Regions from separate parts of the Mus musculus genome. Here all the other regions are linked to region 2. A link is a loop called in an ENCODE intact Hi-C map of the cell type or tissue named here. Cell type or tissue: heart. All regions are shown on one strand. Links, peaks and the distances in the headings refer to the core of each region. The heading gives the core; the rest is flanking DNA. Region 1 has its middle 46 kb from the start of Gm41499. Region 2 holds the start of Gm41499 (a long non-coding RNA gene). Region 3 has its middle 59 kb from the start of Gm41499.

Region 1 (10,369 bases), core at 62-2,561, 52 kb before region 2:
TTAACAGACCCCTGGGCTGTGTGCCCAGCTCTGACACTGTTCACGTTTACAGAGTCAATTCAATTTCACTTGTTAATATTGGTTACCATCATTCTAGATTGAAAAGCAGCTTTCCAGAGCATTGCTCTGAACTTCAGAAGCCCAAATAGCTCTAGCAGGCGTCTGGCACTTCCCACCTCCCCCATATTGTTCCTGGACCATCCATTTGAAATCCATTTGAATCAGGGTTTCTCTCTCTCTCTCTGTCTCTCTGTCTCTGTCTCTCTGTCTCTGTCTCTCTGTCTCTGTCTCTCTCTCTCTCTCTCTCTCTCTCTCTCTCTCTCTCTCTCTCTCTCCATTTCATTACAAATTCCTGTATCCAGGGATCATGTCTAATGTTTCTCAAATATCCTGGTTAATGTGTAGGCCAGAAACTTGTTCAATTGAAGCCTCTTAAAAGTTGTTGATGGAGTTAAAAATGAACTTCAAATGTGAAAAACGTTTCCAGAGCAAGGGAAATATTCACTGTTGTGTTTGGAAAACGGGATGGGTAAGTTTAAAAGCATGACGATCAGACAGGCTCCTTGAGGGAGGTAAATTTTTAGATACCATGAAATCCCATATGAGATCGCACCCAACTTCCTTAGGCAAACAGTAAGCGACAGAAAGAAAGAAAGGGACAAACTGGGTTTATTTGACCTTGCCATTTGATTTCCAAGGAATTCAAAGCCATCGAGGGGTAAAGATAGCTAGCTGTCTGTCTTTCTTGACTGGGTTTGTGCTTTTCTCTTTCTCCCTAACCCTGCCTCTGACTCCATTTTTTGAAAATTAGCCAGACAACGGCCGCATTTCCAGTTACTGGATGAGTTCAGAGCCAAGCAGCTGTTCAGAAACATCCAAGTGGGCAGCAAATGGCGCTGATGGAGTTAAAGGCGGTGACTCACACGGGACATTCTCAGCAGGTCAGCTGGAACTCCCTGCTGGGCAGGGAATGCAGCCCCCTGGGGCAGGTGCCAAGCCCAGGAGCAGAGCCCGGGATGACAGCAGCAACTCACCACACAGTGGCCTCCGCTCGGTCGCTTCCCTGTTCTCAGTTTTCATGATTTTTTTTTTATAAGGTGAATTTTTTTCTAACGCAATCCTGAAGTGTGATGGGAAAAACAGGCCGGGCAGCTGTTGACTGTTTGAAACAACAGAGGGGAGGCTGGGTCCCTTGGACCGGCTCCACACACGCTGCCTCGCCAGCTTTCCTGATCATTTTCTCATAGAAAATTATGGGTCAAGAGCTCGATCCTGCGCGCTCCTCATGCCAGTCAGTCGCTCGCTCAGCGAAGGTGAGGCTTGCAGGAGCCCAGAGGGGCTTGCTCATCTAGAAATATATTTCTACAAAAGATTATAATTTTACAAGGTGACTCAATCAAACAACAATAAAGACCACGGGTAGGCTAGGGGAAGAGGGGAAAGCACACTTGAGTTTGTGAGCTTATATAACAGCACTACCATGAAGGGCACTAAAGAATATAAAAATGGCATCCTAGATGTTTATTATTAAACATAATTGTTCAGGGAGGGAGGGACTTAATTACTTCAACAAATTCAATTGTGACTCAATCCTCCACTTCACTTTTTGTCTATTTTTCTTTAAATAGCTTTCAAAGGCTTTTAAAGGTAAATATCTTTAATTTGTTCCTTGCAGGTGGGTGATGGCTCAGCAAAGAAGAAACAATCTTTTTTTTTTTTTCTTTTCCTGTCATTAACAATTATCAGATTCAAATTCCATTCCTCTGCTATCTAGGCACAGGATTCCCAGTGCACTGGGATTGTGATCCTGATGGCCAATTTGTGTCCCCTATAATCAAGTTCATTTTGTGATAAGCTCCCAAATATTAACTCTGAAAGAGCAGAAAGGTAGAACTTTAAAAAAAAAATGAAACAATGATTTATTTCCTTAAATAAAATGTTTAAAGTTGTGTTTGGCCAATTAGATGAGCATTTATCAACCATCGAGTTCACAGGGAGCTCAGAGACAGGAAACAGCTTTCTGAGGGCTCTTCTTCTTCTGAGAAAACGGATTCAGAGTTCAAAAGAGAGTAGTCTGGCCGCCTGTTTTATAGAGCCCAAAGAGGAACATGGGAGGGGAAATTTCCCAAGAACAGACATGGTGTCAGTGTTGCCTGCCCGATGTCTAGCTGGTGGTAGACGATTAATAAATACCGGCAGAATTGATCTTGGCCGGGGGGTGGGGGGTGGGGTGGGGGGGGGAGTGGGGGGGAGTGGACGGAAGAGGAGGAGCATCCTTTCTTTTTGGCAAAAGAAAGAACAGATTAGTCATTGAGATTCTGCAGAAGGGATGGGGCTCAGGGTGGTTTAAATCTCAGTTCCAAAAGTCAGGAGAGAGGACGGGAGCACACCGAGTGAGCATCCTGTGAATAAGTCTTTTTCAGCCAGAGTTGGTTGGGTTCATTTCTGGGTATGGCAGCCAAGACCAACCAGAGGCTCCCAAGAGAAAAGCCAGACAGAAAGGCGAGGTTTGAGATTTTCTCTCCCGGTTGCATCTACCAGGTCTTCATGTATTAATTACCATGTTCCTTCCACACCAACCTCTGAGAGCATCTGGGATGAAATGCCAAATTAAAAGAGGGAGGGGAAGCTATAATCAGGGATTATTGTATGAGAAAAGAGTCTATTTTTTAAAATGTGGAAATCAGGACAGGAATACTCCCAGGACACTTTTATGGTGGGGATGAGCCTTTCTGTCCTTGATCCTGCCAAGAGTCAGGCTCACTGTTTACCCACCGTCTATGACAGTCCACTGGGGATGGCACTGCTTAAGGGATTCCTAGATTGAGTGTGTGTGTGTGTGTGTGTGTGTGTGTGTGTACATGTATGTAAACTGGGGTGTATGTGTGTGGTGTGTGTAGTGTGTGTGTGAGCATGTGTGTATGTGTGTGAGTGTGTGTATGTGTGTATGTGTGATATTTATATATATGTATGCGGGTATATATGTGCGTGAATATGTATGTGTCTTGTGTGTTTATGTGTAAGTGTGTCTGTTTGTCTGTCTGTGTGTGTGTACAGAGGGGGGTACTGAAAATGAACTGGTAAAGTTTTCACTACCTAACAATTCTTTGTATGATTTCATTTTTCTTTCAAGCAAGCCTTTAGTTTGCAGCACTTATTCACCTTCTAAAATAGTCTAATTAAAAGAAATAACTAATATCCAGCAATATCCATCTGAATTCTACTGCTGCTCATCACGGTGCAGCAGTGACTGACTAGCTAGCCTTCTCTGACGAGTTGTATGCATATACACACTCATGCCCGTGTATTTATGTATACGTGCACACATATAGGCATTCAAATACTCTGAGCATAAAAGTAGGGTGGATTTATCATAAGCTATCAATATGCTGGCTGGCATTGCTTAAAAATTGCTAAACCTGATGGCTTGTTTCACTGGCTTATTTCCATAGAAAATGAGACCAGAATCTCCTCCATGGAAATCAGCGAGGTGGTGGTGGTGGTGGTGGTGGTGGTGGTGGTATTTGTTACATCTACATTAAGTGTCTGAAGTCATTTTTTTAGGAGCAGCCTGTTTCCCCGTGGCACTTCCCACAATGCAAACAGGCAGAGCATTGTGTCATTGAGTTGGTGACACTTCTTGCGAAAGACAGGGAGTATGGAAAGTTGGGCGCAGGAGTTAATGGGACTTATTAATGAAAGGGAAGAAAGGGGTTGCTCACACTCCCTCATCAGGAGAGCCTGCTAATCTCAAGGTATTAGGTAATTCAGACTCCATGTCACACAGTGCCCTCCCTGGCATGGCCACATCCAGACTGCCCTGCACTCTGTCACACTTTGTGTAGCAAGCCGTGGGAATATTATACTTTAATTAATATAGATAGACAGACAGACAGACAGACAGACAGACAGATTGATATTGGTGAGCTGGTGTATGGGGAGTTTGAAAGTGGTTTTGAGAAGCCAACGAATTTGTGCAAAGTGTAAAGTGGCAGAGCAGAGATTCTGATTCTATGTTAGGTCATGATTTCTGAACCCCCTTTTATTACAGCATGCGGGTTTGAAGCCATAACTCATATTTCCCAGATGAGAAATTGAGTTTGGAAGAAGCTGGGACTAGCAGGCATAGGTAAGGTTTCGCCTGGCTCAGGGTAGTGTTTGTGGGTCACTGACGTATTTGACAGTCTGTACTGGGCAAGGCCTTTCTGGCTATAGCAGTCTGGAATCTGGTGATGCCACTCACACCAGCAAGCAGCTTCCCAGTGTCACAGCCTCACGGCTCGGAAAAGCACACCTCTGGGTTCCTAGACAGCATTTTAAGGAATGTTCGGATTTCCCTTGAAAAATTATAATAAGTCGGACATAAAGGGAAAATACTGAGGGTGGGAGAATGACTCGGTGGATAAGAGTACATGTGCAAGTATGAGGATATAAGTTCATACCCAGAACCTACAGAAAAAGCTAGGTGTGGCCACACGTGTACCTGTGACCCTCGTAGTGTGGAGCAACAGAGACATGGGGATTGCTGAGGCTTGCTGGCCTCCAGCCTAAATCCAGGATCAGTGAGAGATCCTGTTTCAAAGAAATAAGGTAGACAGCAAAAGAGCAGGATACCTGATATTTTCCTGTGATAGGCAAATGTGTGCCTGGGTACAGACACACAGATGCACACACACACAGGCACACACATAGACACAAACACACAGACACACACAAACACACAGGCACACACATAGACACAAACACATATGCACACAGACATACACACGAACACGCATACACACACGGAGACAGAAACACACAAAAACACAAACACACACACACACACACACACACACACACATACTCAGCAAGAAAAGTACATTTTTTTAAAAAATAATCTTACCCATTGACTAAAGAAAGGAAGATCTTAGGTAGGACTGGAGTTAGAAGTTATATAAACATCTTTCCCAGGACCAGTGAAAACCCCTGAGGGTCATGCAGCTCAGATCTGATCACCAGGGTGGCAACACCCTCACTGAGAAGGCAGTGGTGCTAGACAGATCAACAATGTGGCTGGCGGGTGGGGCTTGACCTCGAGGCTTCCTTCATCAATGCCAGTCACAACTCAGCCCACATGGGTATCAAGGCTTGCTTCAGTGTCTCCTTAGTCTGTGCTGTACCTTGCTCATGTGAGAAAGTCCAACCAACCAATGGTTGCCTCCCCCACTTGAATGGCATCAAGCACCTATCAGCTCTGTGATTTGGCCCAATGGTGTCTAAGTTAGTGGTAATCAAACACTTCATTTTCTAACTGGATGTTCAGGAACTAAAGTTCTCAAACTCGGTGAGCAGGAGCAGCCTAATAACCAGTGAGCTTCAATATAAAAAGGGGCTTTTTTAAGTGTTTCTGACTCTTTGAAAGCTTCAAGGTGATATTTGTGGTATAAGGGTTACACTTGGAAAAAATCATCAACCAGTCTAAGTCGATTGATGGTTTCGTCCTTGACTTCGATTCTTTATCATCTTTACAGTAGCACTCACTTCACAAAGTAAGCACAAGGAAAGGCCTCAGCATCCTGATACTGTAGGGCAAGCATTTGATAAAGGCTGGCCACTGTCACCAGTTTCTTTTTAAAATTCCACCCCAAGTGTCTTTATATGTGCATAAGCTAGCTTTCAGTTGGCAAAGAATACAAACTTTCTGGACCAGGAGGACAGCTCAGTGGGTAGAAGTGCATTCTGGGTAAGCACAAAATCCTGGGTTCAGATCCTAGGAGGTCACGTGAAAGATGGATGTGGTGATCCCTGTCTGGAATTCGGGTACTCCTAAGAAGAGATGGGATGCAGAGACAGGAGAATCTAGAAGTTTCTGCAGTAGCTTTCTTTAAGTACCCAGTACAGCAAGCAAATGAGAGAACCTGCCTCAAATAAGATGGATGGCAAGGAGCGGTTCCTGAGGTCATCCTGCCCTCCACATGTGTCCTCACTCATCAGTACTCGTGCACACAAATGCACAATGTATACATGCACACATCAATATGTATATAAACAATGTATGCATGCATATATCTATCTATCCATCTATCTATCTATCTATCTATCTATCCTCACAATGTAAGCATGCATACAACTATATAAGTATATACAATGTTTACATGTACACATCTATATGTGTACACACATGCATGCATGCACACATCTATATGTGTGCACACAGTATATGCATGCATGCATATATATATATATATATATTTACACATACAATGTAAGCATGCACACAACTATGTAAGTATATACAATGTATGCATGTACAAGTCTATATGTATACACACAATGCATGCATGCACACATCTATACGTGTGCACCCAATGTATACACGCATCTATACGTGTACACACAATGTATACACGCACAAACAGTGAAGTTAAGCAAAGTGATTTCCTTTCTCTCTGACTTAATTTCACGTAAGACTACGTGCAAAAGAAACCTGCCAAGACTCCACCTGCTTGTATTCTGGAGCCATCTTGGGGCCGCTTGCCCAGATGATAGGGTCTTGGACAAGCTGGTGACCCTTTCTAAGGACTAGGTTCTTCAGTTAAATGAAAGGACTAAAGATGATATGTCTAAACATTGGAAACGATAAGAAAGAGCCCGGTTCTCACTTGGTGTCTTTTACTCACTGTGGAATCATGTGCGCCTGACTTAGGGAGCAACTGTCTATTCAGGCGTCAGCTTGGTGTGTCTGATTGTCTGGAACTCCCCTAGTGTGTTAGCCTTTTCCTAGTTACTTTTACTCAAGCCCCTTGTGAGGTGTCCCGTACTTGTGATATTTCAACACAGTTCATGTCCAGGGCTTTGCACATGCTCCCTGCCCCCTTTCCTCACACCCCTCTTCTGATGGTCTTCCCCACCCAGAACCCTGATTTAAACCAGGCTCTTGCAGGTGAGAGTAGGTACTCATTTCCTCCAGGAAGCCAAAAGTGAACTCAGGCCATTCTCTTCCCATGGAAGCCTTTTTGGCTCACCCTCTGGGGTGTATCCTGCATGACTTACTGACTTGGAACTGAGGACTCATACATTTCTTAGCCCTGTTACTTGGATGACATTAACAAACTCCTTCTCTGAGACCCAAGCTCTTAATCCATAAATGAGAATGATGAATGGCTATTTTATTCGACTGCAGCAAGGATTAAGTAGAACAACGGACAGCACTCAGTTCTGAGGTGATAAAGAGTCATGACCAATTTGTCATCCTCCCCAGACAGCCTTCCTTAAATGTGAGACATCTAAAGTAAACTTTCAGAAAGGCGTGCATCCTGGTTCAGTGGTGACTGAAGCTTTGACCAAGGCTTGATCAAGACAGGAGCTCAAGGTCCTTCATATCATATCGGCGGCTCTCAATCTCATGCTTCTAACCTGCATGGGGCGTTTAATCATGCTCTCTGCCCTACCTCTCATGATCAGAGCAGCTGGTGTGTGGCAAAGACTCCAGAGAAAGAGGTGACAGGATAAGATTGGTAAGCCTGCTTGGGGTTAAGTCTGCAGAAAGTGAAACAACAACATCTCTAGGGGAGCAGATAGCATCCTCTTGGGGAGCCTTCTCTGTATTTTGTGAAGCTTTCTAGGCCCACTTTGTTCAGAAGTGGAATCACTAAAGCAAAACCTGAAAAGGAGTGGCTTCAACAAACCTGTGCTTCTCATAGTTTCAGCGGCTTGGGCACATATGACCTGACATCCACAGACATCTGCTGAAATAATGGACCCCAAGAAATTCGACATCTCCCAAAAATCTTATGTTGGGAGAAGGAAAAGCCTGGAGCCCGGTGCCAGCCAGAGAAGAACCTGACCTCTCAGAAGAAGATCTCACCCAGTGCTAACGGCTTGCCAGATCACCTTGCTGGAGAGACTAGAGTTCAGACAGTGACGGGTCGGTGATGGTCAGAGACACCACCTTGACCAGACTGCTTAGATGATCATATCCTCGTAGTCTGTAGTGCTTGATGTCACTTCAAGACATAGAAGATGGACTTGAGAGAGTCCCTGGGTCCTTTGTTCCTCTTTTCAACATGTCCACATTGAATAAGTCTCCTTTTTATGTCTTTTATTACTATCAATTTAGTTATTTTAGTTGGATTCTTACAGCTTAGCCTAGCTTCTTGGAGTGCAGGGTGTGACTCTAACTTCAGTAATACTACTCCCTATAGCCATCTTTTCAGCATGATAGACATGGGACACGGGAGCTCTCCCAGTCACTTTCCATGAGGGCACTCATGTTATCAACTAAGGCTCCTCTTTCACGACCTAATGACATACTAAGGCTTTGCTTCCATCACTACCACCTTGGGGATCGGTTGGAATTCCAACTTGAATTATGGGAGGACAAAACCTTCAAGTGGTAGCAAGGACTGTGGGGGTACTCTTGAGAAATGTGGGTGTGTGAAAGATGAGAACAGACCACATTTTTTTTAAGATGTATTTATTTATTATATGTAAGTACACTGTAGCTGTCTTCAGACACTCCAGAAGAGGGCGCCAGATCTCATTACGGATGGTTGTGAGCCATCATGTGGTTGCTGGGAATTGAACTCAGGACCTTTGGAAGAGCAGTCAGTGCTCTTAACCACTGAGCCATCTCTCCAGCCCCCAGACCACATTTTTAATCTGTCCCTCATGATTTATGGAGTAGGCTCTGCATTTTTCAACTTATGACCATTTTCATATGACCAATTTAGCCATAAAAAATGTGGCCAATCTAAAACTAAATACATCTATGGAGAGAAACTTAGCCACACATGGGAATTATATTTCCGTGTAGCCATGTGATCTGGCTGACTGGGCAAGGCCAGTTTTGCTGTTTTTGTTCACTGTTGACAGTTGTCATCTAGAAACAATGCCCCTTTGTTTGTTGTGAGTCATGAAGAACTTCAGGTCCTGCAGAGTCACCCAACTGGCTTGGCTGCCTCTTATTATGTTCCTTGTTCTTAATAATAAAGCCCCAACTTCAGCTCCACAAGATGTGTCTTTTGTTATGTCATCAACCAGATGTATCACATCAGTGAAATACGCTCTACCAGCGCATGCTACATGACATACTATTAGAATCTAATCTCCCTAAAGACAAATTTCATCTACCCTGAACCTGGCCAGAATATTGCAGTAAAGCCATGATGAAAGTCTAGGAAGCCTATGGGATTTATAAAATTGAGTGACTAGAGCTATCAAGGATAACAGATATTTGCAAGAATTCAATATCATCTTCTGGTTTGTTTATGAGTACATGGAATATAGCAAGTAACCTGATGTTTTAGTTCCTTTTCTGTTGCTATGTTTTAAAACACTTGGAAAGAAGAATCAGAGGAAGAATGAAGAAGAAGAAGAAGAAGAAGAAGAAGAAGGAGGAGGAGGAGGAGGAGGAGGAGGAGGAGGAGGAGGAGGAGGGGGAGGGGGAGGGGAGGAGGGGGAGGGGGAGGGGGAGTGGGAGGGGGAGGGGGAGGGGGAGGGGGAGGGGGAGGAGGAGGAGGAGGTTTTCTAAGTTGATAAGTTGATAGTTCAAGAAGAAACCAGATAGATAGATAGATAGATAGATAGATAGATAGATAGATAGATAGATAGATAGATAGATGAAAAATAAAAAGAACAGTCTGTAATGGTCAGTGAAACTCCAGCAGCATGAGCTAACTAATATAATTTCTGGCTACACATGGAAAACACACCGAGAGAAAGGAAATGGGTTGAGGCTAAACACCCCCAAGCACACCCCAAGTCATGTACCTCTTCCATCAAGGCTGTACCTGTTAAAGGTTCCCAAATGTCCCCAAACAGCACCATCAAATGGGGACCAGGTGTTCAAACATGTGAGCCTATTGGGAATGGGTCTCGTGATCAGACTCTTAAAACTAAGACTGTTAAGAGCTATCCAACAAGAATGACTCATGGTTTCAGAAACTGTGGGCGTCTAGACTGTCTACATAAAAAGCATCCAGAGGGCCTGTGAGTAGATATTAGCTGGAGAGACGGCTGAGCAGAGCCCTGTGTCCTGCTGTGTGTTGGCATGGCTTCTGCGTGGAACATTGTCGTTAGCTGAGATCAGACCCCAGCTCTGAGAAGACACGCTGCTGCCTTGTTTGCTAAAACATAACATTCTATAGACCCATGAGGTTAAAGTCCATTGCCCACTAAATGGTGTCTGTCACACATTCTGCCCCACGTCCTCTGTTCTTCACATCTCTCTATCATATTGCATCTGGGAGTTTAACCAGCCTAGGGTTCTATTTCAGCTGCTATGCTGACTATATACTTCTGGGTGGATTCTTTCCTTGTCATCATTTCCCAAACAATTCAGTGTGACAACTGTTGTCATCCATGCTCAATTTACCTTAGATGTTAT
Region 2 (10,369 bases), core at 4,966-7,465:
GCTTTCCCAACAGGGAAAGTCACACGGAGGTCCTTCTGTGGACCTGCCACTTCCCACATGGTACAGACATGATGGTGTGACTGCCCCTATGGTGCTGGTGGGACTGTCAGGTTGATACCATGCTGGGATGTTCTGGAATAGACAGACATTGTTCCACCCCTCAGAGTCTTTTCTGATTGGTCAGAGCCCAAACTCTGTATGGATTGACAACATTATGAATTTAGTTTCCAGGTCCCATGAGCTGTGTTAGGGAAATAGAGAGCACATGAGCTTGGGAAGAAATCTGTGCTTTGAATCTCTGGCTGCGCTGACGCTTCATCTCACTTATCAGTGTGCCTTGTCAAGTGCTCTACAGTATGATGTGAACATTAAATCTGTTTAGTTTACTAGAGTGGGTAGGAGCTCTGGACTCTCACGGTATTTATAATATAGGCAATGGATTAGTGTTTGTACTCTTACTGTTGTAGTGAAATACTCAAGGCTGAGTACTTATAAAGACAAGAGGTTGAATTCCCTCCTGGTTTTGGAGGCATTAGAGAAAGGCCACAGAGTAGTGATCCTGGCTGTGTCACTTCAGTGATGAATAGAGCCACAATGATTGACAGGAGTGTAAGTGGGAGGGGCTGACTGGATACCAGACGGGGACCCTAGAGTGAAGGCTCTTTCAGAACAATTCGGCTTCATGGGAACGTACTTGGAATCTTGTTTGAACTCCTTGCATCTCTCCACAAGGGCCCAGAGATACAGCAGGCTCTGCCTTGCACAGGTTCCACAGTGGCTAGCAATCCACATGGAGCACCAGGCTTCACACTAGCACCTGGGCAAGAGGTTCAGGCCACATCCAAACCACAGATCTCAGTTATACTTAAAGTTCTAACACCGGTGAGATACATCATGAGGATTCTAAACACTGCACATTTACTGTTTTTGTATAAAATTCTCTTAGGAAAGTAGCTTTGAGGATCTCTAAGACCTACTCCTCCGACAGTTTTCACAATGAAATTCCTGATCACCAGAGCCTTCTTGGAAACCTAACTGAAAGTAGCCGAACATAAAAGTTATGCAGTTCAGGTGTTTGGAAAGAGAATGGGGGCGTGGTTACAACGAAGAATGCTTCTAGCTGTCTTTCAGGTGAGCACTAGAGCCTTTTTTGCAATGCAGGAATAGGTGGTGGCAGAGGCTAACAGCTGGGACTGCGGATGTAGTCTGCATTTTGCAAAGAATTTTAAAGTTCTGACTCTAGATTTCAGTGATCAGAACTTATCCAAAACCTGCTCCTGCCTAACTGCAAAGGATGTTGGGAAATTTGGTAGCTTTGATCCAAGTGACCACAGGTTCAGCTCTATCAAGACTCTTCCTATTCGGAAAGAACTAATTCTTTTCCGGACTGTAGACTGTATGCTACTTCTTTCTGGGCTGTTTCTCACTTCCTGTTCTATCTTATTCAAACGTTTCTTCACTTCTGTATGTGGGTGCTAATCGTGACGAGCCTCCTATATGGCTTTATAATCTCATTTATTCGATCTGGAATCAACATCGGCTCTTAGCTGTGGGATAAGAAATTTATCCTGGCTCTGGAGTTCTGTGGAGAAGCCTGTCCCTGAGCAAGTGGGCATTGCAGCAGGCGTCCTCTAGGCAGAGTAGGCAGGGAGACCCACGCACTCCCAAGGTGAGGGAGGGCACGTAAGCTGACTTAGACAGGGATGGTGGGTAGGAGGGGCCCCTGGAGTCACCACACAAGGGAGCATGAGTCTCAAGGTCTTTGAGTGACACACAACACTCAGGGGCGCGGAAGGACTTGATGAGTTCTCTGTCCCAGCATGCATCTCTTTCAGCTTCCTGACTGCGGACACCATGTGACCAGCTACTTCATGTTCTTTGTAGATGGTAGCCTCAGAGTGTGAGCCGTGGTAACCCTTCCTCCTTTAAACTGCTTTGTCAGGCACTGTGTCACAAAAATAACAAAGTCATTAACAGAAGCCCCCTTCTCTGGCACTTCGGCTGCATTTTAGAATGTGTTCATTTGCTTCTCTGCCCACCATCATGTTCCTGACTGTAGGGGGCCAGGGTGTCACATCAGAGCAACCCTCAGGTCAGCAGGGTGCTCGGAACAACACACACCAGTGTTCTTTCCTGCCGTGTAAAGTACATCAAAGCCGGCTCTTACGCTCAAATGCAGAGCTCAAAGGCCCCCCTGCACATGTGTGCATCTGTCTCTCTTAGCCACCACGCGTGGAGCTCAGCCAGCACTGGACAGCCCTTGTCTCCCTGCCCAAGCTCATTGTTACTATTTTGACAGCAGCAGTAACTTACCAGCAAACTTTGGCCTTGGGGGAAGGAAGGCCTTTGTTCTCACCCACATATGGGATGGCTGCAGAGCTCAGCACAGGTTTGCTGGTACCAACAAGATCCCCAAAGTGCTTCCTTGCACACAACAGAAAAGCAGGCAAGGCAAAAATATTTCAGTCATATAAGGGGAGTTGAGGTAATGGTTTTACTCATTGTTTTTTCCCCCAGTTAATGTTTATACAAGGGGATGCCCTGGTTACCATAGGAACAGATGGGATATACCTTTAGTTCTTTTCTCTTGCTTCTCTTGTTTCTAAGATTGGCTCACAACCCTGTCAAATGGTCCAGTTCCTTTGGGTTGGATAAATTATTAGATAACATTTTTAAATTCTAGGATATACTCTACTTTCTCCCTTGGCTTTCTTTGTGAGTAAGTCACCCTTTCGACATGATGTCAATCATGGAAATCGGAGATTCTGCATCGATCCTGATGGATCCTGTTAGGTAAATCTTTGCTGTATCCGTTCATTTTATCATGGATGCAACTAAACACCTAACACAAGCAACTTAAGGAGAGGAGGGTCTGCTTTGGATCATGGTAGAGTCCGTCATGAGCTGGACGGCTCGGGAGCTGAGGTGAGAGGCGGCTGCCCACCCAGCATCCACAAGTCAGGAAGCAGCGAGAGATGGAAGTGGGAGCTCAGCTCCCTCTCTCCTTTTTACTCACAACCTTCACTTAGGAAAGGTCCTCCCATCTTAATTAACCCCATCTAGGGAACCCCTCACAGACACGTCGGGAAGCGTTGCCCTCTCACAAGTGAGTCAAAATCTAATTCTCCTCCTGGACCACTAAGGATGCTTCCTGAGCATGGCTGTTCCTGCGCCTCGCTGTTAAACAAGAGTCAGTGTGCGTTAGGAAGGAATAGAGAAGCATCAGTTTGATTTAAGCCAAAACTAACAGGAAATAGGAACTTCGGTGACTTTATTTTTTATGTGTAGTGTATACATGCGTGCATGGGTGTGGTGGGTATGAGGTGGCCTTCTTGTATGTATTACATACATTCGTGCATGGGTGTGGGTGGGCATGAGCTTATATTCTTGTGTGCTATGCAGACATGTGTGCATGGGTGTGGGGAGGTGTGAGCTTGTCTTCTATTACTAGTCTCAATCTCACTTTCTGAGACAAGATTCCTTCCCGAATCTAGAACTTGTCCATTTGGCTAGGTTGCCTACGTAGCAAGTCCTTACCTCCTTACCATCCTGCCTCACCAGGGTTGGGGCAGGAGTTGCTGCACTTGGCTTTCTCACAGTGGTTGATGATTCTTCAGGCTTGTATCCAATCATTATACCCTGGAAGACACCTTCCTAGCACCTGGTTACATTTTTGTTTGTCTGTGGCCCTGATGTGCTATGAAAATTATTCACTGTGAGGAGTCCACACTAGCCATCTGGTTGGTGGTAATCTTTGCTATTTGGGATTTGACAATGGGTATTCCGAGAAAGAAAAGAGAAACTCACCAGACATGAGGAAGGAAAGGATTCAAAGACATAGATGTAGTGGTGGACCCCTGGAAAGTAGAAGTTCCACAGCACAACCTTCCCCAACACTGCACGGCTTGACATTTGTTCTACTGTTTTCCTGTTTCCCAGAGCCACGAGCTGTTTAGAGCCAGGAGAATTTTTGCTGTGACATGAAGTAATTCTGTCCTCTGGGATCCCCCAAGATAGCTGAGGTTTAGGAGGGTTCCACAAACAAGAGCTCCAGCTCGCTGTAGAAGTGCTTGCTTTGCTGTTGTGGGTCTGTTTGTTGTAGAAACTGTACAACAGGGCTAGTTTTTCAAGTTTGCTACTTGGGAACACTCATCCCTATCCAAATGAGTTGTGTTATTAAAAAAAAAATCAATGAAACTACTTCAAAATGTTCCTCACTTGCATCAAAATACTACCTTTTAAATTCATTATATCTCAGCAATTTATTTCGAGATTATTGGAGACTAAAGAGAATAAATGGGAATTCCCTAACTGAAACAATTTGATAAAGCAGATTCCTTGTTTTTACTAAATGTATCAACTTATATTTGAATTATTAAATTATTGAAGCTTAGGTGGTGCAGCAAATTCTGAGTACCAGGTGCAAGAGAGCACGGATTGGGGCAATTTATTACTGAGCTCTGTGCCCATGCTCAAGAGCCTATATGAGAGTCCAGACAGAGCTACCCATGTAAAAAGACCAAGCTAAAATTAAAGGGAGATTGTGCTGGTCCTAACATCCTAAAGACACATCATATGTTCTCTGCCTCCTCAGCCACTGGTCAGACTTCTTTCCATAAACCCAGCCTTTCCCCTCCCCCATCTTCCTTCTTCCCACCTGTCTGGAATTGCCAAAGCATCTGAGCTGAGGCCAACAGCCAACCCATGGAGAGGACTGTTTGTTATGAACAGATACATGCAAACGCATCAATATTTCTAACTACCTGTCCCCGTGACTGAGATGGGCAGAGTCTCCCCCACCCTCCTCTTCTCGCTTATAGCAGCAAATGCTGACACTCCCCAGCAAGCATGCCCTCCCTTCTTGGGCCCCACCTCCTCTGTCCCCAAAGTAAATAGAAAACCAGGTGTGTGTATGAATTCTAACGAGGCTAGGGTGAGGGTGGGGAGAGGAAGAGAGGGAGATGGAGAGTCACGGAGACTCAGAGAGTAAAAATAGGATCAACAGGAACTGGGAGTCTGGGTTTCTGTTTCTTCTCCAAGAGTGAGTCCTTGCTGCTGTAGTCTTTGTAAGCAGAGCAGTCCTGACTCTCTGGGTACGGCAATAAGGCATCTCAGGTTCCTCCACAGAGACTATGATCCCTCACTCTCAGACTTCAACCCACACCCTTCAGGAAAACAATCAGTGGGAAGGAACAAAAAAGAATCCACCTCAGGCTCTGTCCAGTGCTGCTAACACAGTTAGTCCCTTGATGGTCTCAAGTCAGTGATGTCACCCATGTAGGAGAATCTGCACCCTGTACCGCTGGTATCCTTCAGTTCCATTCCATACTGCTGAGGTGTGCGCGCGTGCCTGTCTGTCTCTCTGTCTCTGTCTGTGTTTGTGTGTCTCTGTGTGTGTGCCTGTGTGCCTGTCTTGTGTGTGTGTGCCTGTCTGTCTCTCTGTCTCTGTGTCTGTGTGTCTCTGTGTGTGTGCCTGTCTTCTGAGTGTGTGTGTGCCTGTCTGTATCTCTGTCTCTCTGTATCTCTGTCTCTGTCTGTGTGTGCCTGTCTTCTCTCTCTCTCTCTTTCTCTCTCTCTCTCTGTGTGAGTGTGTGTGTGTCTGTGTGTGCCTGTCTCTCTGTCTCTCTCTGTGCCTGTCTGTCTCTCTGTCTGTCTCTGTCTGTCTGTCTGTCTGTCTGTGTGTGCCTGTCTGTCTCTCTGTCTGTCTTCCTGTCTGTCTCTGTGTGTGTGTATGTGTACCTGTCTGTCTCTCTGGCTGTCTATGTCTCTCTGTCTGTCTGTCACTCTCTGTGTGTCTGTCTGTGTGTGTGTATGTGCCTGTCTGTTTCTCTGTCTGTGTTTGTGTATGTGTGTCTGTCTCCCTGTCTCTTTCTGTCTCTCTGTCTCTGTTTGTCTGTGTGTGTGTGTGTGTGTGTGTGTGTGCGTGTGTGCACGCACACTGTCTGTATACTTAGAACTTCATCTGTCACAGCTTTGCTTCCTGGAACTTGAACTGCAGTACCCAGGGCTGTCGGGCCACCAATAAATCAAAGGCTCTTCTCAGAAGCTCTATTCAGCTGTCCAGGCAGGACGGTGGGAGCTGCCTATGTTGAGTCTGACAGACGCCCACTCAGCCCAGCTGCAGGCTATCTAAGGCCATATCCCAACATGGCCGCTTGCCCAGAAACAGGCTCAGCAACTCACCTCCCTGGACAGGAAGGAAGTGCTCGGAACAGAGTGGGACAGGCTTCTTGCCCACACTGGGGGTTGGCTTGGGAATCTTCCTCCGGGTCCCATCTTCTACTTGTCTTGGATGGAGCTCAGTAGGTTACCAAAGGACCAACACACAAATCTGGGCCTTCCCTCTAGAGGCCGGTCAGCACTCACTCACTGTGTTTTAGAAGCAAGCACTGCTCTCTCTCGACTTCCTGTGATCAAACATGCTTGTTAATAGCTTTTAGTAAAAGCCAGATCTCCCTGTGCACGGCTCTGCCGCACATGGACTGAATTAAGAACAGGGGATTGTTTTCATGTCTAGAACTCAGCTAATGCCAAAACAAATGTACAGTAAAATACTGCTGGACACCCCCACCCTATCTCTTCCCTTTCTCGCCCTCAAGGGAGACCATGGAAGACACTGAAGGAAGTTAAGGAGTCAGAATGGTAGGAATTGAGATCCTGCCTGGGGGAAGTGTTGCGTCACCTCAGAACTTCTTAAGTTGTCCCACTATTTTTCTGTAGTCCAACTACCTTGGCTTTCTGGGTTGTCGCTCTACAGTATGTGTCAATGGCTGAGTGGGACCCTTCCAGAGTAGCTAGCTTCTTGCTTCTATTAAAGATTTTCTTCATCTAGATTCCCCACTTCTTGGAGGAAAACACTCAGAATGTGTTTTTAATACATGGTAACTTCGAAAGCCCACAGGCCTCCCTGTGTTGTCATTTAAAATATACAGTTGCTCTAGTTGGATGTCTTCTGGGGTAACCCCAATAAGAAAACAGCACGGGACAGGTATTCAGTTAAAAATTCCTTTCTGTTCATTTATAATCCAGTTGACTGGGTGTCCTGCATATTTTTTGTGGGAGTTGACTCAGAACAGGTCAACTTACTGAATAATCTGACTCTTTAACATACAGGGAAACCCATCGTAGAAAGCGATTGTCCCTTTGAAGTGTTTTATTGCTTAACTGCTTCTAAATGGGAGGCACCAAGGATGATTGTTCTAACTAGCTCACCTGATTCTACGTTGCCAACTTGCTATCAGATTGCTGTAATTGCTAAGCCTCAGTGAGAACCTAGAGACTATTTCTAACACATTTTCTAATAGCTTCAAGACCTATTGACTCGAGTGGGAAGGAAATTAAATTCTAGTCTGCAACCTTCTAGAACTTTCTAGATCTTCCTAGTCAGAAACTCCTAAGAATAAAAAACTAAGTATAAAGAACGAAGTTCTATCTCTGAGATCTAGACTCAGGAGCAATGCCTGTTACTTGTGAAGTAGTGCCCCAAGACGGCTTCCTCTAGCTTATTCCAAATTCACAATGTTGTGGGGGTACAATGGACTGGGCAGTGTAAAGACTCAAAGACTTGCAAACTTTCTTTCCAATTCACATGCCAGTGTCAATGGAGCCTGGGTCTAGTTTGCAAACATTCCCAGATCCAGCACTCAAGATCTAAAATTAAACTCAGTGATCATCAGTTGGCCAGGCTCTACGACAGGAAGATCTCTGAGTCAGCAAGAGGCACAGCACTGGGCCACAGCTCTTCCTCTGCACAGTGGTCCAACCAGGAGCTGAGAGCTGCACAGGGACTCAACAGCAGATGGAGGGGGGCACAGCATCCAGGATTTCTTGCTCTCTTCTTTGAGGTTCTCTTTAACCTCAAAAGGAACAGAATACCCCCCCAGTGACTTTTGTGTACACTGTTTTTTGTTTTGTTTTGTTTTGTTTTGGGGTTTTTTTTGGGGGTGTTTAAACACAGTCTTGTTGCCCCACAGAGCTCTGCCGCCTGCTCACATTCAGCATCTCCTGGGAAATTCGGAGAGATGCTTTATTTAGAAGGCACTCAGCCTGTGAGTCATGCAATTTTCTGCTGTGTTTTTCTTCTTCAGTCTTCCTGCTTCCATAAACATTTATGTGAAGAGAGGCTATTTCGCTGTGTTTCCAGAATCGTCTGCCACAGCTGTTCTCTCTCCACCTGAAGTCATCAACTTTCGCAAAGAGAAATATCCCTTGTTTGCTTTCAAACAACGATAAAGACCAAAAGTCAACACATAAATAGGATTGAAAGACAGAGCGGTGACCCTTTGGCAGAATGGCCTCTTGGCTCAGTGGGTTCTCATGAACCCCAGTAAATCTTAACAGTAGTTGTTTAACACTGGCATGCGCCCTGTAGGCAGAGACACAGTTTTGTAACACTTGTGAGATCCCAGGCCAAAGGAATCAGCAATGATTTTATCTCCCACAGGATCCTTGGTAAGGTGATTTCTTTCATTGAGGGGAAGGGGATAGGAAGCGTCAGGCATTGTGGGAAGCAGACTATAACTTCCTGATCATATTCTCCTTTAAAAATTGACGCTTCGATCAGCCCACAAGTAGCTATTTATTGAGATAGAATTCTCCAGGCCTAAGCCTTCTGGTATGATCTGGTTTGGTCCTGCTCCAGCCCGGGGAAGGCATACAGGATTCTCAACATTTGGGGAATAGGCAAATTCTTGTGCGATCTAGAATCTCTCTCTCTCTCTCTCTCTCTCTCTCTCTCTCTCTCTCTCTGGGCCACAGCATGCCTCTCCTAATTGCAATTTCCCAGCATTCCACTTTACAACAAACAGCAGCCAGAAGTTTGCCGTTCTTGTATTTTCTCCAATGCAGAGTCATCTGTTTTCCTTGTGGCTATTTCCCTCTTGTGTTCTCACCGCATTGGCCTCCAGTGCTGGAGAATGCCAGAGCCACGTTTCCAGTACATTGACCATGTCACTTCTATGGAGAATCTGTGCTCCAGAGAACGAACGCATTGCTTGAGAGAGGGGAAATATCCCATACTTGTTCATATCCATATGTGCTGTCCTTGCATGGGAGTCACCTGAGATAAGGACAGCAATGGGATGCAGTGGTGGGTGCGAGCTACAAGCCAGCCACATGGCTTCAGCCCTCAAGCCTGTTTTTCCTAGGAGTATGGGCTTTGGGAAGAAGTGTTGTTGCTAGGCTCGATGAACTCTACTTCTAGTTCACCCATCTATAAAATGGGCTGAAGGATGGGACTGAGTTCCCTGCACTTTGTGTGTGTGTGTGTGTGTGTGTGTGTGTGTGTGTGTGTGTGTGTGTGGATTAGAGGAGATACAATTCGACCTTAGAGCAGTACTTGGCTCTCAGTCCTTACAGTGAAAATCTTCCTATTGTTTCTATTGAGTGTTCGGGCCCAAGAGGGCACAATCAACGGGTGACCACAGTGACTTTGCACACCATGATGTAAAGTAATGGATGTTATTAAAGTGCACTCCTTTGATAGAACCTTGATAAGCACTTCCCCCAGGCTAAGTGCAACACAGAGTGTAAGAACAAACAAGGAAAGTGCTGCAGGTAGCTTGGAGTCTAGAGGGAGAGCCTAGGGTATGGGGGGGCAGGACAAGCTGTCTTCATCAAAGAGCTTTTGGGTTGAGTCCAGTTCCATTAGCCGGGAGGGACTAACTGGGCGAGTGGATCTTCTCACTTTTCAAATGGGAGTAAGCACTCACCAGGTCATTAAGGAGAGGGATGATGAAGGGCTGGAGATGACTCTGTCAGTAAAGTGTTAGCTTTGCAAGTGTAAGGACCTGAGTTCAAACCCCAGGACGCACATTAACATGTGTTTGTAGTCGCAGCACTGTGAAGGAAGAGACATGTTCAAGAAGTATTATGGAAGTCCTTAAGTAGCCAGAACTGACTTATGAACTCCTGCCCTGCCCTCTGGCACTTACTGAGCATCCATCCAGCCCACTTAGTGAGCCCCCAGTCAGTGGGAGGCCCTGTCTCAAATAAAAGAAAATATGGGTGACAGCTGAGGAAAGACACTGAGGTTGTCCTCTGGGTTCTGTCTGCACACAGCTATGTACATGTGCTGCTCATAATGTACATCTGCACATACACAAATATGCCCATAGTTAGAACGGGTTCCTCCCGATATATTTTCTACTATTGTACACACATTGCGTGTGTTTATGTAGTCAGAGATGGAAACGAAAGAACTACGGTCTGAGGAAACAGTCTGTGTGGCAGGGAAGGTGTAGAAAAAAGAAAGCAGACATCATAGGAATAATGACACAAGACTCAGAGGCTGGTGCACTTGGGGACAATTGAGAGTCCAGTACCAAAGAACACAGATTCAAGGCAAGGGAGTAAGAGCTGACACTGTACA
Region 3 (10,369 bases), core at 7,391-9,890, 58 kb before region 2:
TCAAAATACTAGGTAGGGTACAGAGAAACGAAACACAAAAGTAGCCTAGATACCCCCACACACCTCTCCCTCCCTGTGTGTGTGAGCTTGCACATCTATATGTTTATGTATGTGAAAGCATCTATTTGTTTTTGTGTGTCTGTGTGTCTAATCAACCAAAAACATGCCCTTAAATCCAAATGTTATTTCTCTAAGCTGTGGCCACACTGGATGGGAGCCAATAATGGAAAATCCAGGAAGAAAGAGTTTGCCTATCGAACCCTGGTCCAGAAAGTGTCCCCAAGCAGGGAACTGTGGGTCTACTCGTTCCCTCTCCCCCCGCCCCCCAACTGAACTGAGGATGTGTAACAGGAATTGACTGTGACCTGATACAGCAAAGCTGTGTCCTGTGAACCCAGCCTCCACCCAGGACCCACCCAACACCATCCAATCAGGACAGCCGGTCTTCATTTGCATCTGGAAAGTACCTGACTGAGTATTGTATGGCAGGCACCCCTGATGGTAAGAAATGACCATTCTACTGCAGGTTCTCTTGAATCAGCTGCCTTCTGGTTATAGATATGCTGGCTGTGCCCCAGCTGTAGACACAGTGAGGTAAATTCTCCTTCCACTGTGGCGGTGTAATGGATGGGTTCATTAACCCAGCCACCAATGCCCCAGTGCATCTGAGAGTCAGAAGAAGGGGAAGCAGAGAGTCCCGTGGAGGCCTGGGAGTCCTTGTGCTAAGGCTTCTGCTGCTTCAGTGGGAAGATTAGCTCTTGTGAGTGACAGTTTGGAACTGGGGGCATCTTCAGTGTATAGATGTTCAGGGGCGAAGATGGTAAAACTCACAGAGCACAGAGTGGGTGTCAGGTGAAAGGGGGTCTGGTCTTATGCTTTCCACAGCCTCTGCTGCTAGCACACAAGCAACATTACCGCCTATCATAGAGTGAGTACGACATCTGGGGTGTTTAAATCGAAGTAACAGTATAGGGAAAACAGAGAAGTGAAATGCACAAAAAAGAAGAAAAGAGAGAGAGAAAAGGGAAGAGAAAGAGGGAGGGAGAGAAGGAAAGAGGAAGGGAGAGAGGGAGGGAAGAAAAGAGATACAAAGAGTAGGAAGAAGGGAGGGAGGAGGAGGGAGGAAAGGAGAGAGGTGGAAGGAGGGAAAGAAGGAAGGAAGGAAGGAAGGGAGGGAGGGAGGGAGGGAGGGAGGGAGGGAGGGAGGGAGGGAGGGAGGGAGGGAAAGAGAAATTGCCACTTGTCTAAATGAACATAAAACAGGAACACACAATCAGACAGCAAACATGAAGAAGTTAGTGTGGGGCATAAAGACAAGAAATGGTGTGCCATGGACTTCTTAGGATTTCCAGGGGCTCCTAGATGAGAGGCACGCAGGGGCTTAGTCCCACAGGCCTTGCTGGCTGAGGGGCTTTAACTCACTGTATCTGTGTGGCACATCTTCTGCAAACCCACACCCTCAAAGGGTCCTCAGCAGAAACAGACCAAACGAAGGCTTGATAGAGGAGAGTAGACATGGAATCCACCCTACAGCTGCCTTGGGGTCTGGACCAACGTTTGGAAGACAGTCCAATTTCCGACACAGCCCTGCCACTGACTTGTGAGGTGATTGCGGGCCAATTGCTAGATCTCCCTTCTTAGCCATTCAGCCCTCGCTGCTCCTGCTCGCTGCTGAGATGCGAGTGATGAGGGCCTCGTGGTTGTGTGCCACACTGCTTTATTTTATTGGCACCTAAGTGTTGGAGAGCTTGGAGTTAATCCTATTGAAAATCAAAGTGCTCTCTGCCTGAGGGAGGAAGGATCATCATGGTGTTTATTGGTGGTGGTTTTGGTGGGTACTGGTGAGGGCTGACCGTGTGATCCCAGGCCTGGTTTAGCACGTGCTGCAGGAGCCCTCCCCCTTTCCTCATACCCACACCCTGGCAAGGGTTTAAACGTGTGGGCAGGTGAGTCCTCTGATATTTCCTTTGAAAGTTCACAGGCTGAGGGCTGCCTTGCAGTGTCAGTCAAATCTGCCCTCTGAGTTACTGAGGAGTTCCTGCCAGAGTTCAGGTTTTAAACTCACAGCGTACTCACGACTGGAACAAAACCCACTCTGTATCCTAGCACTGCAGACAGAGTCAAATGGCAAACTGAGTTTAAATTAAACATAAGGGATTCTTCCTAACGCAGTGTTCTGGTGACCACTCAGAGGAAAGATGTCTGATCTGTGGCAGTAACGTTTATAAAGATCACAGACCTTCACCTTAGGTAAAGAGGAGACTCCGTCCACTTTGCAGACAGTGGCTCTAAGTTTGCAGCATGTCAATCCACACCACCAGTGGTTCCGTCTGACGTAAGCATTGCATCATCAACGTGTGGTCCCCCCTAGAACATAAACTCTCTGCCTGTAATGTAGTCAGAGGCCACAGGCGCTATGTTTGGGATGGTGGAGCACACAGTGTGCCCCCGAGACCTCAAGTACCCTGCTGTCCGTTTTCCCAGATTTTCCCAAAGAATAATTCATACAAAGGCACAAAACTCACACAAAGTAGGCACCTTCATTTTTTTTAGAAGCTTCCACAGATGAGTCAAACTTTATGCCGTCGTTGCTATGGAACCGCAGTAATAAAGTGATCGGTGATCCCGTTCCTCATCCAGCTTTCTCTCTGAAGAAAGGAACCCCCTGACTTAGACGGAGAAGCCTTGGTAATGAGCTGTGCATTCAAAGCACTCCTGTTCCTCTCTTTGTCTAGTTCCACCCATTTCGTATCGTTTCGTGATTGCTTATGATGACGATGGTGATGATGGTGAATGTGATGATGATGATGGTGATGTGCCCGTATGTATACACCGCATGCGTGAATACCGCACGTGCTGAGGGAAAAGGATAATTCTCAGGAGTTGGTGTTCCACTTCCACTGAAGGAACTAGAGATCAAACCCAGGCCACCAAGACTGCACAGCAAGCGCCTCCACCCTCTCAGCCACCTTGCTCTGCTATCCCCGGATGTCTCTGTAACAGCGTTTGTGGTGGCTCCATGTTACCTTGGAGGATGTCTGAGGGCAAAGCTAGTATTTAAATGGGGAAACACAGAGGAGGCACACACATACAGTGCGAGCAGTCCTCATTCAGTCAGCTGAAGATCTAAACTAAGGGGAAGCCAGTTTACACTGAGCAAGAGGCAACCCCCAGCATGCTGCTGTCCCCAGGGTCCAGCCTGCTACACCTGGCAACCCCCAGCATGCTGCTGTCCTCAGGGTCCAGCCTGCTGAACCTGCTGCCTGGGTCTGGGGCATCCTACCCTCCTGGTCTCCACCTGCAGACCTACGCCACACATTTCAAACACCTCATCTTTGTGACTATGTGTCAATGCTTTGTAATAACTATAATGATCATGTGAGCCCTATTTGTTTGGTAAATCACATCCATGCACACACACATAGACAGCCTATTGATTCTGTGTCCACGGAGACTCCTGTGTCACTCAGTAACCCATTTCTAATATACTTCCAAGGCTTCCTTGGCTTTGTGAAGAGTCTATGTTAACCCGTGGAAGCCTTGAAAGGTCATCTGCTGGTTACAAAGGTTCTGAAGCAGGGAGCATTTTTTACCCACTACACGCAGTGCAACGCTGTAGGACACGTCATATAAGAGTTCTCATTTGGCTTCCATGATGCACTTCCTGTGTAATAAAGATCCTTCTTGCCAGTCAGAGGCACCTGCCGACATGTGGGTAGACAGAACCCACGTTCGTGTAAGCCTTGAAGCACCTGCGTCAGCTGAACTCACAATGGCCTGGGATTCCAGAGTCAGGGGACCTGTCTCCGCTTCTGTCCTCCATGGGAACTTGCACTCACACTCACATACACACAGGCACACACACACACACAGAGTAAAGATGATAAAACTCAATCTCAAATAAAAGAATCTGAGATGAAGAAGCCGAACTCTAAGGGGAGAGTTTCGCAGTTCTGTACAGACTGGGATGATGAGTAGACAGACCCACGTGGAGCTCCACGGCTTAGTGTCCAATCCCAGATACCACTGTGCAAAGAGGGATTTTAGTGAGCCCTTTAAGAAAGGACTGATTTAGATGTAAGAACGGCTATTGCATGGCTACCTTATAGTCAGCACCACGCTATGGCCCAGGATGCTGCTCCCACAGATGTTTCCCTGGGAGAGAAAGAAGGTTCAAAGCATCTGTACCCTATGTACCAGTTTCTTTATAAGCATTTTACAAGTATTTATTCTTCACTTTAATGCTAGGGGCAGGTACAGGAGTGCCACCGTTTTGATGGGTCCCATCCTGACAGATTCACTGTGAGCTGAAATTGTCATGAGCCCCGAGAATATTTGATACAGCTAAGCTAACCTTCATCATCTGTCTAGTGTACATCGGCTTAAAGTGGGCAAACTCATCTAAGGAGGGAGCCCATGTTATGATAAATTATTGACGATAGCCCGTCATTTAGGGCTAACTGACAGAGAAAATGCAGAACGGTTAGTCGTAGGAAGTTGGTTTTGCAACAGAGTAAAGTCAAAATCAGTTAAGCCATCATCAGTCTGAGGTAGACACCGCTGTCACCCTTGTTTAGAGAGAGAGAGAGACAGAGAGAGAGAGAGAGAGAGAGAGAGAGAGAGAGAGAGAGAGAGCTCCATAAGGTTAAGCACTGAACCCAAGTTCACTGGGCCTTGACAGCTGGGGAGAGGAGAGGGCTCCTGGGCCCTTACTCATAACAACCAGAAGCTGCGTGCAGCCTGCAGGTCTCTGAAATCCTAGCAGAGGAGAGGACAGAGGGGCTTTGCTTGTGCTCAGAAGCATGAGAAACTGCCCATGAGCACACGCAGAGAGAGGGTTAAAGTTGAGAAGTGGAGAAGTAACTGATGTGTGTGTGTGTGTGTGTGTGTGTGTGTGTGTGTGTGTGTGTGTGTGTGTGTTTGGGGGGAATAGGTAGGTGGTCTCCCCAGGTGTGCACTGGGGTGGAGGAGACTGGAAAGGGGAGGGAGACAGCCTCAGGCTGTGTGAGTCTCCTTGTTCCAGGAGCTGGGCTTCATTCCACACACAAAGAGAAGCCAGAGAAAACACCAGGAGAGGGAAGAGTAGGGGCCTCACGGGAGCTGCGCTTTTAGAAGCCTTTTCTGAGGCAGCAGGGGAAATATTTTGGAAGTCTTTCCCTTAGGACTGATCTCTGCGTCTAACTACACAGGGATGAGGTGAGATGTTCCGTGGATGCCGTTCATCCGTTTGTGTTTGTTTTTGTTTCTAGTGGAACACTGAGTCGGAAGACTTGGTGATCCGCAGTGGTCCACACCACACGACGATCTAGAAGCCATCACATTCCCTAGGCCTAAGATGCTCCCCTTCCCAGCATCCCGTGAGCACTTAGGACAAGGAGGAAGGGCAAAGATTAAAGTGTCCCTCGACAGAATTATATCCCCTTTTTGTAAGTCAACAATGATCTTAACAGATACACACTCTCTGGGATATTTGCTTAACAGCGTCGGGAGGAGAGGGCGTTCGGGAAGCAGACAGAGGAAAGGGTTCGATTCCCTATGGATGGCCAGCGATGCCCACACGAATGGGCAGCGCAAGAAGATGCCTGCTAGGGAGTGTCTTGGTGTTTCAGAGCTGACATGACAAATACTGCAGTCTATCTGAGTGCCTCACAAGCCAATAATTAACTGGGAGGCTAAGAGTCTGAGGTGAGGGTGCCAGTGTGGCTGGATACTGGAGAGGAGCACTGTGCTGGCGAGTGGATAGCCACTTCTTCCTTAGGAATCCATATGTCCACTCTCAGCATGTACACACACTGGGGCCGGAGGTGGGGGAAACTCAGCCCAGACTCACAGGGGGTAAGCACTCTGCATGCACACAGGGGGTAACAGTCGATAGATAGACAGACAGACAGACAGACAGACAGATAGACAGACAGATAGATCTTATGTCTAAAGTCACTGATTACAGTGTTCACGGCCCCACCCTTATCAATATCCTTAATCACTTCCTTAAGAGTTCCATCTCCAAGTAGCCACTTGGGGGTTCAGAGAGTCAGGGTTGGAATTTTGCAGAGCTACAAGCATTCAACTGATGATAGCAAGTGATAAAGTTGTCTGTTGAAGAGGGGAAAAGATCAGAGTTAGGGCTTTGGTTGTGGTAAAGAAAACTCCACCAGTGAGCTATCTGGGGTGGTAAGTGTGTACTAAGCGCCAAGCACTGGGCTAAACTTCACCGAGTCCTCGAAGTGGCCTGACATTGTCATAGTTGTTTGACAGAAGCCCCACAGGCTAAGCATCTCACCCCAGGGAAGCTATCCCACTCCTGCTCACAGTCACAGAAGACAACATCCTTGTGAGGGACTGGAATGGAACGAACATCATGACAGGAATCAAGCACTCCACGGTTACATCTAGCAGAGGTGCCGATCTCAGGATCTTGGAAAGATTTGGGGCAAGCCTGGCAGAAGGGGGAGGGAATAGGAATGAGGCCTCTATACCTGAATCCTAGCGCAAGACTCCTGTCAAAGGTACCAGTGCATGAAGAACAGTCAGATCCCAGGAATCAATGGGATTCGGAGTTCAAGGTGATAAGAATAAAGAGGGGGGAGAGAGGAGTGGGGGAGGGGCTGGCTGTTCTCACAACGTGAGGCAAGCTCTGACTCTCCCACAGGCACTTCAGGGTTCTCAGTGCTCTGATGACACTTCAGGGCTTCACTGGGGCAGAAGCCTTACCCAGGGCCTCGAGTATCCACCTGCCTATCCTGGGTTTGCCTTCTGCGCTTGGAGCCAAACGTTCTCTTTCTCACCTGCCAGCCCAGGGAGGAGCCAGCAGGAACAGGGAGGAGCTTGAACTGGACGGTGCTTGTAAAGCACTTTCAAAGCAAGTGTGGCTCACAAGCTGTGTTTATGGTGAGGTCATACGCGTGATTATATCCTTCCCAAAAGATCCCTACAGGGTTTGAGGCTCCTTTTGTGTTTAGTGGCCGATTTCTGAGGTGGATTTTATATATCAATAAAAAGCACAATATAATGCTTTAACTAGTTTGGGACGCTTTTCTTAGACATCAAAGTCCTGGTTTCTAAAACCTCTAAACCGGTTTCCTTTGGTTCCTCTTGCATCATGTCAGTGGGGACTGTCAGGGTTTCAGAGAGGAGAGGCAGATGGAGCAACACCTGGGGGGTTACTCTGTGTCCGTGCTGCAGGTACCATCCCTTATTTCAGGATGCTGTCTCTTGACCCTTGGAACTTTCCAGAGCTAGAGCGTAGAGAGCTCGCTCTCCATCCTCCTACAGGTCGTCCTTGGCTTCAGTGGCCCGACTCCCTGTTTTCAGTTATTCTTGGCTCTTTGGCTTCTCCTAAGTTATGAAGACTTTCTTCCTCATTCCAGACCTGAGCCGTGAGCAAGAGGCAGGTCACTACTCATCATCAAAGGGCACAGATCCAAGACCTTGACACACGTGTGCCAGAAATACTCATTCTCCAGTGTAGTTCAACAATCAGAATGTGTATGTGGCAACATTTGTTCCCCCAAAGCATAATCATTTCTGCATTTCTTTTCAAAGGGTGCCAGGACCAAAGAGAAGGGTAGAAAAGGGGAGGGGGACCAGATGAATAGCACTCTTTATGATAAAGGCGGGAGTGGTCTGAATGCACGCACAAACGGTCCCCAGATTTCCACATTCCCAGGGCCAAGAATCCTCGAAGCTTCAGACAGTCCCATAACACTGCCTAATCCAGAGAAGGAACCAAAATTCAATCCAAGTCCCAACTGCGTGCTCTGCCTATTGTTCATCTCCTCACGATATCAAATCACATCCTTTTCTAATGCTGCCGACGTGAGAGGTTTGCCAAAGCACACCTGGAAAAGGGGCAACAAGAAGGCATCGTTATACAGATCCATCACTAGGGCACAAGCTTGACCAGAGGTGATGGATGACAGGACGCCTTCCTGGACTGAGATATTTTAGATCAGCAATTAGCCATCACCTTCTTCATCACCCAAACTGGTTCCATTCAGGCTCAAAGAACCAGAAGGCCATGTCAAGTTATTTACTCTAGTGATAGCCTAGATATCTGGACCCTGAGTTAGCCCATGTAAACATGGCGATAGGATGGAATGCCAAGATGAGATCTTTGAGGGCTGTTGGGAATGTTAGCTCTGAGACCCAGCAAACCACTGCAGAGATGGGAAACGGAGATCTATTTAAATAATACTTTACCTGGAAAAGCAAGTTCCTGGCTTACACTCACTCAGTCCAGGCCAGCGTGACTGGGCAGCTAAAAGTCAGTGTGTTCACAGTGGATTGCCTCGTGATGTCTGCGGCCTCCATGTGCACAGATGCCACGATCTAATTCACTCACATGCTTTTCCTTGTGGGAGTCATCACAGAGGGAAGTAGACAGGTAGGGAATGGTTGAGTTAGGAGAACCAGTGAGCATCCAGACTAGAGGTGAGAGGTCTTAGTGTTGACCAGAGATATCAGTTTAGGACCTCAGGATCCAGATTCCAGTTATTCAAGAATTTTAATATAATGTTTCAATTTTTCCAAAGCTCATAGATCTGTGTATACCCAGGGAGGCACCCATAACCTTGGTGTAAGACATTGTCAAGGAGAGATGGAGACTACTAATGTGGCTCATCTTACAAGTGGCAGTGAGTTTACAGACAGCAAGGAAGGAGGTCCTTACACCTGCTGCATTTAGGCCACATAGGTAATTGAGGTAGCAACTTTTGAAGTTCTGTCTCTTCCAGTCACTTCTGTATCATTCCAACAAACGCCATAATTATTCCCACGTCTACAGTTTATTAAGAACAAGTAGGTATCCCTGCTTGTGAAAGACGCAGCTTGGGTCTTCACACAGGCTGTGCGCCCACCTCTCAGCACTTATGTGACAGCTGCTACAGATTTTATCACCCACTGTGGAAATCTCAAAATGCAAAGTGAAAACCTTTTACCCAAACTGTCTTTTCTACTGACCCATTGTGTTTACCAACTTTGGTGTAAAGGAATCAGATCTCTGCTGAAGGATTAACCATCTCTACTCAGTGAAGGACCTTCCAACAGCTTGCATTGTAGTGAAATCTCCTGGAAAAAAAATTTACCACAGACACTGGAGAGGTGGTTTAGGTTAGGGGCACTTACTGTTCTTGCTGAGGATCAGAGTTCAGTTCCTAGAGCCCATGTTCTGAACACCAGATCTGAAAGATCTGATGTCCTCTTCTGGCCTCCGTGGGCACTGCACTCATTCTCATTCATTCATTCTCTCTCTCTCATAAAGAAATGAATCATTAAAATTTGTTTGTTTTTATTTATTTGAAACTGAGTCTACTCATTGTGGCAATTTTCTCTGGGTATAAAAATCCTTACTTGAAATACTATTTCTCATTGCTTCTCAGCCTTTTGGCTATGATCAAGTGTGAAATACTATTTCTCTTTGATCATTGTAACAATATTGGTCCACTGTAGCAGTGGTTTTCAATCTTTCTAATGCTGTAACATTTTCATATAGTTGTACTGACCCCCAACCCCCCCAAAAAAAGTTGCTACTTCATAACTGAAATTTTGCTACTGTTATAAATCATGCCGTGAATATCTGATATTCAAGATAACTGATGTTGTGGGTCTGCGGTTCATCTCACTGCTAGGGTGTCAGGATGCCACTCAGGAAGATGAACCTGGAGAGTCACTGGGCTAAGTTCCTTCCTCGCCACCACCTGGGTTCTGGGCTCGTGGGACACACCGTTCAGTGGAGGCAAAACCCAGCCTAAGATGGGGGGCCCAGCCTGTGCTTTTCCGGATGAAAAATGGTACAGGCTGGGGCCAAGGCTGTGGTTGGTGGTAGGATGACTTAGCTCAGACTGAGTATCAGGAGCACGGAGGACCTTCTGTGGGAAACTTAGGCGTGGCTCCGTATTGATGAAGGCTCCGCCCATGGTAGTCTTTGAGGAAGAAGACAATTCTTGCGTGTCCAAACTGTTTATTCATGGTAGAAAATGGGTGCATAATACTTACTCAGGGTGGACAAAAGATTAAATACCTTTTACAGGAGGGACTGTCCAGGAAAGGAAGCTTATTGGCTAAACTCTCGGGCCGGCCTATTTAGACACCTCATTAGTATTGAAAACTGTGCTCAGGCCGGGCAGTGGTGGCACACGCCTTTAATCCCAGCACTTGGGAGGCAGAGGCAGGTGGATTTCTGAGTTCAAGGCCAGCCTGGTCTACAGAGTGAGTTCCAGGACAGCCAGGGATACACAGAGAAAACTCTGTGCTCTATGCTAGCTAAGTGAAGAGTTGTCATGGTCCTCTTAGTGGGGTGTCGTGGTCACTTGCACCTGGTCGAGAGCAGATTCGAACGCCTCCCATTCTCAGGTGTGAGACTTTCTGGGGT

Evidence for each region. Peaks named below come from ENCODE experiments on the same cell type or tissue, not always from the same donor. Only the 100,000 strongest peaks of a DNase experiment are listed, where the experiment ranks them.
Region 1: it touches region 2 in a loop (2.4-fold over the local background); 2 of 42 quality-filtered maps call a loop at or near these places.
Region 3: it touches region 2 in a loop (1.9-fold over the local background); 2 of 42 quality-filtered maps call a loop at or near these places.

The regions. Positions count from the first base shown.
Region 1 is chr16:92,997,402-93,007,770 of GRCm38, reverse strand. No RefSeq gene overlaps it. Among named protein-coding and RNA genes, the nearest start is that of Gm41499, 46 kb to the right of the region's middle. In heart, for the core only: no CTCF peak of the experiment used is centred there; a DNase peak (open chromatin) is centred at 1,020; H3K4me3 peaks cover 705 bases; H3K27me3 peaks cover 1,528 bases.
Region 2 is chr16:92,950,232-92,960,600 of GRCm38, reverse strand. It overlaps Gm41499 (a long non-coding RNA gene), which reads right to left and starts at 3,642. Exons shown (of 3, transcript XR_876262.1): 1 at 3,538-3,642; 2 at 2,314-2,424; 3 at 1,481-1,945. In heart, for the core only: no CTCF peak of the experiment used is centred there; a DNase peak (open chromatin) is centred at 6,150; H3K27ac peaks cover 414 bases; H3K27me3 peaks cover 644 bases.
Region 3 is chr16:93,010,507-93,020,875 of GRCm38, reverse strand. No RefSeq gene overlaps it. Among named protein-coding and RNA genes, the nearest start is that of Gm41499, 59 kb to the right of the region's middle. In heart, for the core only: no CTCF peak of the experiment used is centred there; no DNase peak of the experiment used is centred there; H3K27me3 peaks cover 1,771 bases.